2 separate regions of the Homo sapiens genome follow, and region 2 is linked to region 1. A link is a loop called in an ENCODE intact Hi-C map of the cell type or tissue named here. Cell type or tissue: GM12878. All regions are shown on one strand. Each heading gives the region's core, and the rest is flanking DNA. Links, peaks and the distances in the headings are about the cores only.

What was found. Peaks named below come from ENCODE experiments on the same cell type or tissue, not always from the same donor. Only the 100,000 strongest peaks of a DNase experiment are listed, where the experiment ranks them.
Region 2: it touches region 1 in a loop (2.3-fold over the local background); 1 of 110 quality-filtered maps calls a loop at or near these places.

The regions. Positions count from the first base shown.
Region 1 is chr11:21,510,256-21,514,663 of GRCh38, reverse strand. The region is part of intron 15 of NELL1 (neural EGFL like 1); the gene reads right to left. Among named protein-coding and RNA genes, the nearest start is that of NELL1-AS1, 250 kb to the right of the region's middle. In GM12878, for the core only: a CTCF peak has its summit at 2,615 (motif pointing right); no DNase peak of the experiment used is centred there.
Region 2 is chr11:21,986,157-21,990,564 of GRCh38, reverse strand. All of the region lies in intron 3 of LOC102723370 (a long non-coding RNA gene), which reads right to left. Among named protein-coding and RNA genes, the nearest start is that of ANO5, 200 kb to the left of the region's middle. In GM12878, for the core only: no CTCF peak of the experiment used is centred there; a DNase peak (open chromatin) is centred at 1,908.

The DNA of each region.
Region 1 (4,408 bases), core at 179-4,178:
CACAGGGGAGCTATATTTAAATATTGAATCAGATGCCAACATTAAGAATCTGGATGCCTGGCATCTCTAAAAAAAACAAAAAAGAGATTAATCTGGCAACCTTCAATTCATGTTGCCACATGGGTACAACTGGCAGAACATGAGGAGCAGGTGCTGCCTTTAGGTGGCGCATGGACTCTCCGCTGCAGAGCAGTCCATATCTGGCTCACTTTACTCATACTTGACAGATTTAGAATTCTGAATCTGTGACATCTGCCCTCATATTGACAAGGGCAACAAAATTTCTAAATTCTTTGGCTGGCACACCTCTAACATTATAATTATGTTTAGCATGGAACTCCAACATCTTCATTTTTATATGCCAAATATACACAAAATTTGGAATTAAAAATTATAAGGCAAATATTTTAAATCAATTTAAATTGACAATGTTAAATTGTTATTTGTTAATTTTACAAAACTATTTTCTTTAATGTATTATTTTGATATTTGCAAAATGATGGAATATGTTAGATTCTGAAAATCTTGCTTTGAATTGTGTAACATTTTCTGTGCTAACTAAATGACACTGCCAGGTCAATCATTTGCAATCGAGTTGTTTTGAATTAAAGATTAATCAAGTTTTATGTTTTTGCTTTTGATAAGATAAATACCAATATAGCTGGAAATGCTAATATTTCAATACCAGCATTGGTATGCTCAGTCCTAGGCACAATGCCTGGAATCCCAGGCAGGGGTGGGTGTCTCATCATCACTCTAACATACTCACCAGGGGGGCTCAGGCTCTAAGACACGTATTTTGAGTCAAATTGAACCAAACTCAAGTTCTGGCTCTGTTCCTTAATTGGCTATGGAACCATGTATTTTATATTTCAGTCTCAGTTTCTTCATCACTAAAATAAGAGAAATAATCGCTATATCTCCATGATACTTAAATTAGATAATGCCTGGAAGTTGATTATTGGTTTCAGATTTCAGAGTCCATGCTCAATACTTGACAACTTTTATTATCCTAAATATTATTAATTTCATTCTATTTTAGCTTAGTTAACAAAACAACAATCTCTGACTGACTCAGAGTTTCAAGCATGTCTTTGAGAAAACTAGGCCTATTTTGCAGTTCCTCCTTTTCCATCTGTATGTAAATATATATACTTTAATTTGAAAAAGATATATTTCCGTTAATAGAATCACAAATAATAGTTATTATAGTCTGGCAAAAGTATTTTTTTCTGATATCAAGCCACCAATGTGTCTCTCTCACACACACAGATGTACACATACACACATTCACTGAGGAATGACTTCTTTGCAAAAGAGCAAATCCATATTATTTTTGGAAAAAAATAAACACACTTATAAGAGAAGAACAGTTTGCATTTGGCTTTTCTTCCCCTTACTCAGGTATTATTTCACAGGCATTAATTTTTCCTGTGGTGTTGACTACAATTCACTGAGTAAAATGGTGCTGGAGGGTAGTGAATTACAAATCAGAACCTAATTGAACAGCAGGAATAGACTGATTGGCATTGACAAGTACCTCTTCTGTGCAACTTCAGTAGGGCTGCCTGGGGTCCCAAACCATAGCTGACTGTGGCCTTGCTGCTTAAGAATAAACTTGATGTCCAATCACCTTGACTACTGGCTTTGATTAGGGAAATAGGTGCCATTAACCCCACTCTTTAAATCCAAAATGGTCAAATGTATTTTTCATTTTTAACCCATCAAATATCTGCTGAGCATTAGCTACCTGCCAGGAAACATGTTCAAGCATTGGCGGTAATAGGTTCGGTTAGGTGGAATGTCAACAGGCTTCGTTGGTTTATATCTGTTGCATATTTCTTTTTTTTTTTCTAGTCATGTAGCTTTTATTTTCACACAATTTGGGATGGCATTTTATAGATCTGTTCTTTACTGCCTATGTGGCTTTTCATTCTTCATCCTTGTCTCCCTTGTCTTTGAAATAAAGATAATCGATCTTGCCTTGTAGACTATTTGTGACTATTAAATAAGACTTATTCTACTACTATTTGTAGTAGGTGAATATACACGTTGGTTTTCATTTCCCCCTTTCTTACTAGGGGCACAAAGTTGAATTAGACCCTCTCCTGGCTCTCAGTAGTACATTTTCCTTGAGGGAGACAAGCACATATATAATTACAATATAAGAAAATATTATAATATCACTATATATCAAGCACTGTAAGTATAAAATCAAAGCTATATTGTCATTCTCCCTAATAATAAAATATGCAATAAAATCCTTGGATGACATACTCCCTGATAACATGATTTCATTATAATGTGACTTCTGAGTGTCAGTTAGTCTCATACTCTGTCTTGTCCTAATTATCTAACAGAGGTGGGATAAGGTGTTTATCTTTGGGGGAGATAGAAAGAGAAGAAAAGGCAAGGCCAGCATTAAACAGGAGGCTGGCCTGCTTCAGGAAAGACAATGGGCCCCATGTGCTCAATATTCTCTTAGCTCACTCTTCTGGGATCATTTCAGCTAAAGAGGTACCAACTCACAAGGGTATTTCTGGAACAGCTGCCATGTTCCAGCTAAGACAGGAACAAGAGGTGTTCTCAACATGCCATTGAGGCTTGAGGACCATCGCCACCAGGTGGCACCAAATAGGCAGCAAGAATGGGGTGGATCTGGGCCCTGGATCTGACTCAAGTAGGCAGGCTCATTCCAATTATGTCCTCTTTGTTATGATGTCAGCTTGCATCTTACACAATACAGTATTTTAGTCCCGTATTGTCCATATGTGGGTTCTATTGTGTTTAGATTTTAGTAGGAGCTTTGAACAATATTATGACTCCCTATAAGATCTAGACTGTCCTCATGCTTTTTCTCATCCCATACCATTCTTCCCTGAGCTCATTACACTCCAGACATTCTGGCCTTCTCAAATCCATCATCTGTGTTGGAGCCTTTGCATGAGCCTTTGCATCTACCTGTGTTGTGTTCTTAATATATAATCCTTCTTTTATTTAGCTCGCAGTTCAAATGCCACAGTCTGAAAAAATTTTCTTTGACCACCATTTTTGAAGTAGCTTTATCTTTTCAGCCTCCCTAATCCATTACCTTGCTTCCTTTTCTTCCTAGCATTAACCAGTATTTGAGATGATCCAGCATATATCTTTATTGTCTCTCTTCCTTCACTGCACTGTAAACCCAGGAGGCCAGGGACCTTATCTTTCTCATCCAACATCATGTCTCCATAACACTCCAGATTGCCGTTGGTGAGAATGGCAGGCTTAGTGGAGGGCGCTTCTCTGGAGCATTACTTACCCCTTGCTGAGGCAAATAAAATAAGCCAAATAGTAACTCTTTCTCGAGGAAAAGTACAAATAAGAAAGTTGTAGGAAACTAGGATGGGTTAGAGGAAGTAAACATGAGATTATTACAGGAAGTAAAGAGAGATTATTACAAATGTATTATTACATTATATATTTGCTAGAATATATTGGAGATAACATCTCAGTAATAATAGTGATTAACAACAATAACACAACACCTAGCACACACTCTGCCAAGCACTCTTCTAAGTGCTTTACAAGAATTAGCTTACTTAATCCTCTCAACAACCTGATGGAATAGCTACTATTATTAGCCTTATTTTACAGATGAGGAGACAGTCTCAGAGAAGTTTGAACCTGACCAAAATCATACAGCTGGAAATTGAAGGAGCTGAGATTTTAACATTGATAATCTGTCTCCATTATCTTAAATAAAACTACAACTTCAATTTTAATCATTGAAATAACATACATATAAAAGTTATTCTTTTAAAAAGGAGAGATAAAGAATAGCCAAGGTGGTCTTAGCTAAAAGAGATAACTATGAGTGACCACTAAGGAAGAGGATGGGTCACATATTATAGAAGAAGATCATGCACAGAGTGGTCCAAAGGACAGTAAATATAGAGTAGATGTCAGTGGTGGATAAGGAACTCTTAATAGAGTTCAAAACCTCAATCTGGGAAAAAAGGGACCTCAGTCACAGGTATACCTTTTCATGCTACAGGAATTCATATCACAGTGCAAACATATACTGCCAGGCTGGATCATAACATTTTGGAAGATTTGGGTAGGAGCAAAGACATTACCATTTGTTCCCCCACATTGTATCTAGGTTCAGCTCTCAACAAATGTTTATTTTTCAGCCCAACCGGAGAATGCATGAGAGAGGAAAGACTGATACCAGGAAAAAGGACTAGACTGAACTTTCCTTCATGCTTCCACAGAATTCAAGCAGTGAACAGAAATAAAAATTTGCCCAGTTCTGCTTTAAGAAAATGCTCTACAAATTCCACAGAGCACTTCTAAATTGCATTTGGATTCTGTGCTCCCCTCCAGCATGATTATTCATGATGTTTGTTGAATACAGCCACTATTCTCT
Region 2 (4,408 bases), core at 242-4,241, 480 kb before region 1:
CATGCTAGTGAGGCAGCATTAGGAGATGGGAAATAGTGGGAGGTAGTTGGGTCATAAGAGCAGGACCTTCATGAGTAGATGAATGCCCTCCCACCAGGCGGAGTGAGCTCTCTCTCTTATGGGAATGGAATAGTTATGGTTCTACAAAAGGAATTCTTAGCCTCTCCCATAATGTAATCTCTTCATACACTCCCCAGTTTGGGCTTTCCACCATGAGTGGAAGCATCACGAGGTATGCACCAAATAGCTGTTCAATTCTGAACTTCTGGCCACCAGAATCATGAGCCAAATAAGTCTCTTTTTAAAATAAATTACCCAGCCTCAGGTATTTTGTCATAGCAAAACAGACTAAGAGAGTCCCGTTTTTGTCTTTATACATGGTATGGTATTCTGAGTGTACTAGTATCTTTTTGTTCTTGTTTACAATAATATTCTCCTCTTGCTTAATTGGCAAGTGGTTGGGACTGTTACATTGACTTGCAGAGAACCCACAGGAGGAAAAACAAATCTACATAGACTGAAGGGGAAAATACAGCTTATATTCTAAAATTTCATTCTGAACATGAATAGACAGTTCTATTGGAGCGACTGTCATTCTGTCCTAATCTCATATGTCTTTAGGTCATATCTCTCGGTTCCAATACCAACAGTAATTTTCCCCTAGTTTTAAGTGTGATTGTATACATATTTTGTAAATTCTTTATTATCATCACTCATTATTCAATCACTTTTCCCTAAACATTTCATTTTTGTAAACTGCTTTTATATCTTAATTGTTCCTTATGATGGAGATAATGGTATATTTAAGTTTTGATTTTAAGTTTCATATACTCCATAAATTATCATCTCAATACTCGATTTAATTGCCTGTTATTGTCATCATAATGTATGAATCAGCATTGTTATACCAGGGCCTATATGAGAGAGGAGAGAAAATAATCAAGGCACTACTTGGACTCAGAAATTTTGGCAGGGAAAAGGGTTAGATGTCTAATTTTTTAGAGTCAGGAATTCTAAGGTTAGAAAATACCAGAAGAACATGATAAGGGTTTTCTGATCTTCCTTTCCTGGATAAATTTGGGACTAGGCTGATAGGCTTAGACTGGGGTGCCAAACCCTGAGTTTAGGTCAGATATCAGGTAAGGTTGCCATTTGCACGCTGTGCAAACAATGTGGTGTTTGGAGTTGGCGAGCTGGAATTGGAAGCAGTGAGTATTAGAACAATGAAGATACAGGGGCAGTGAGTAGGGAGGACAAAAGGCAGATAAACAAGAGCTTGTGGAAAGGATGCTATCAATATTTTAAGCAGTTTTTACATCCTTCCATTCACTGAAGAAATCAGCTATGATAAACAGGTTATAGCCATAAGTCTTAAGCAGATGCAGAACAAATGTGATATCAGAAGCTCTAGAATGTTCTTTTATTTTCCCCAACTCCTCCTATTGGTGGTTGATGCCAGAAATCCTGCTGTTGATGGTGGGCAGAAATGATACCTATTTGATATATATCTGCTAACAGTGGGTTATCTATCCTGACTAAGTGATGTAGGGAAGCTGCAGAAAAATGGGAAGTGATGTAGGGAAGCTGCAGGTTATCTATCCTGACTAAGTGATGTAGGGAAGCTGCAGAAAAATGTCCAAATAGTCGACAAAAATAGGAAGGTTTTGAGTCACATAGGAGGGTCCACATTATGATGCCATGGAAGGCATGCACTATAAGAGCAGGTCAAGGTGACAAGCAGGAGGGCAATCTGGGCCAGCCCCTGGTCCAAGGATCTTGACCATAGTGAGCTGGCTCTTACGAGCTTCTTGTATAGTGATATGACACACCAGCTGCACTTTAAGACCAGGGAAGACAATGAACAGTACCAGATTGTGTAATATACTCTGCTAAAAACAAAACCTTCCAAAAGAGGTCACTATTAAGCTATGATTTGGTATGACAGCATTTCTCAGATCCTTTCTGAGAAGAAGCTTTGAGGAGAGAATACCTAAGAGGAAAAAGCATTCAGAGGGCTTCACACAGGCTTCACTAGAAATTCCCAAGGTAAAAAAGGGTATTTGAATGATAGGGTTCAGAAGGCAAAGAAAACCTGTATCTATTCACAATTTTTCTTAAATCAAGTAATTGTTTTTAAAGCAATGCTGCAGATTATGCCTGGTGCAGTGGAGTGGTTATGAAAAGATCTGTATTTAAATTCCTTGTATCCATGATCAGATAGATGCAGGATCTTCCCTGATAGGGATAACAACATCAAGCCCATATACTTCGTAGGATATTCAAAATATTCAAATGAGATTGAAGATGAGATTATTCAATTCAGCAAATAGTTCAAGTGGTAGAGAAATATAAAGGGATTATTATCACTTCTATAGCAACTCAAATTGTTCATTTGTTCAATTCATACCCTCCGAGTATCTCCATGTGTGAACAGTGAATAAGATAATTCTTTTCCCAAAGAAGCTAATTATATGATGATCACTATATGTAAACATCTTCCAAATTTTTCTCATCTACACACATACAAATCTCTATCATAATAACCTATTTTAAATTCAAATGTTTTAATGCATTGAAGACTTTCAGTAACCATTAATGAATTGTGTTGTACATTTTAATTTTTGTTTTAGCTAAAACAAATCTTATCAAAATTATACCAGAGAAATGCACAGTTAGTACTTATTTTAAGATATCATAAATAACTGATCAAACACTGGAAGCTGCCAACATTATTAACCTGGACCCCTGGAAGCATGAGGGAAAGTGCAAAGGCAATTGCAAAAATTGAAAACTAGAACTTTGATTCAAAGGCAGCTTCTGAGAACAACTGGAATCTCAAGTGAAGGACAACTTGGACTATGTATTTGAACAAATGACACCCCCATGAGCAACAATTTTGAAAATCAATCTTAGAAAAGATTGCAGTGTGATATATGGAAATCAACTTTAGTTGTATCTCATCCTTGGATTGTGGTACCAAGGGAGGTACAGAAAGTAAGCTGTCCTCTTTACCGGCTTGTCAGATCTCACTGTATTTATGCATCCAGGCCTTTTGCTATTTTGAGCTGTGAAAGGCAAGAGCCACCCAGGCTGGTCTTTAGTTCCTAGATTGAGCAGACACTTCTGACAAGGAGAAAAATCTCACTGTTCACTTGAAGCAGTGCCTATTATAGCCTCATTTTTTTTCCCTGAGAGTTTCTCTCACTAAGAGCATTGCTACTCTTATCCTATGACCTACAGAAACTGAGGAGGTGATGGGGCAGTCCCCTCATCCCTTTCCAAATGCTGACCCAGTCACCCAGGTCAATGAGGTAAAATGTAAAGTATAAACACTTCTATGCCAACTTCCCCTGTGAATTAAAGCCACTCTTTGGTCAAGAGGTTAGGTTATAAGTTCATCATGATGGAAGCACTTCTTGTGCTGTTATTATATTCTAGAATGATCAGGAGGCAACATCATAACGAAGTCCATAAAGCATGGACTTCGATACCATATGCATTTCAGGTTTTGAGTCTCTTCTACTCTCCCTTCTGAATGCATCTGCTTAACAACCTTATGATCTTTGTGAATATACTTACCCTTTCTAAAACTTTGATTTTTTTTTTATCTGTGAAGTGGAAATAATAACAACTACCCTGTGGATATGTTAAGTACTGGAAGTATCTTGCAAATAGAATACTGTCACCCCCTACCAAAATCCATCTTTCACACTTCAACAAGAGATCTTTTTCAAGTCTAGCAAATGGTCCCTCACTGTTCTCAGGATTAAACACTAACTCATCAGTGAGGCTGACAACGCCTCTGCATGGTTTGAGCAATGCTTGCTTCTCCAATTTTACCAAGCACACCTCTCCCCAACACCGTTATCCAGCTATTTTTAATTGGATCCTCTAACATACTTTGTCTTTAGGTGTTTACAGGTCTAAATTCCTGCCAGTCCCTGTCTCAATTACTTCTTTATTAAATTACATTTGTACTCATCTTTCTGGCTTTACCAGTTTTTCTTGTAATTCTTTTTTGACTATTCCAAAAATCTGAGTTAGGTGCTCCTCCCACAGATCTTCCCGTATCATAGCACTGACTGTACTGATCATAACTGCCTGTAAACTTGCCTGTTTTCACCTAATTACCTATGTTCCAAGTTCCATAATGTCAGATATGGTAGTAATCAGTATTCTCTATTAAATATTCCAATTGACCTGCCAAGTGTGCCAGAAGATTGAACTTCCTTTCAACTTGGAAGATAGTTGTGGTTATATTTCTTGCTTTGGGCCATCATCTGTGAACAGATGTGATACGGTCATTCTGGGTAGAAGCTTCAGTAGCTGATTCCCTTATCCAGTTCTCTTTGTCTTGTTCTAATGATCATGGCAATGTAGCTTGACATGGAGCCTCCATCAGTTTAGG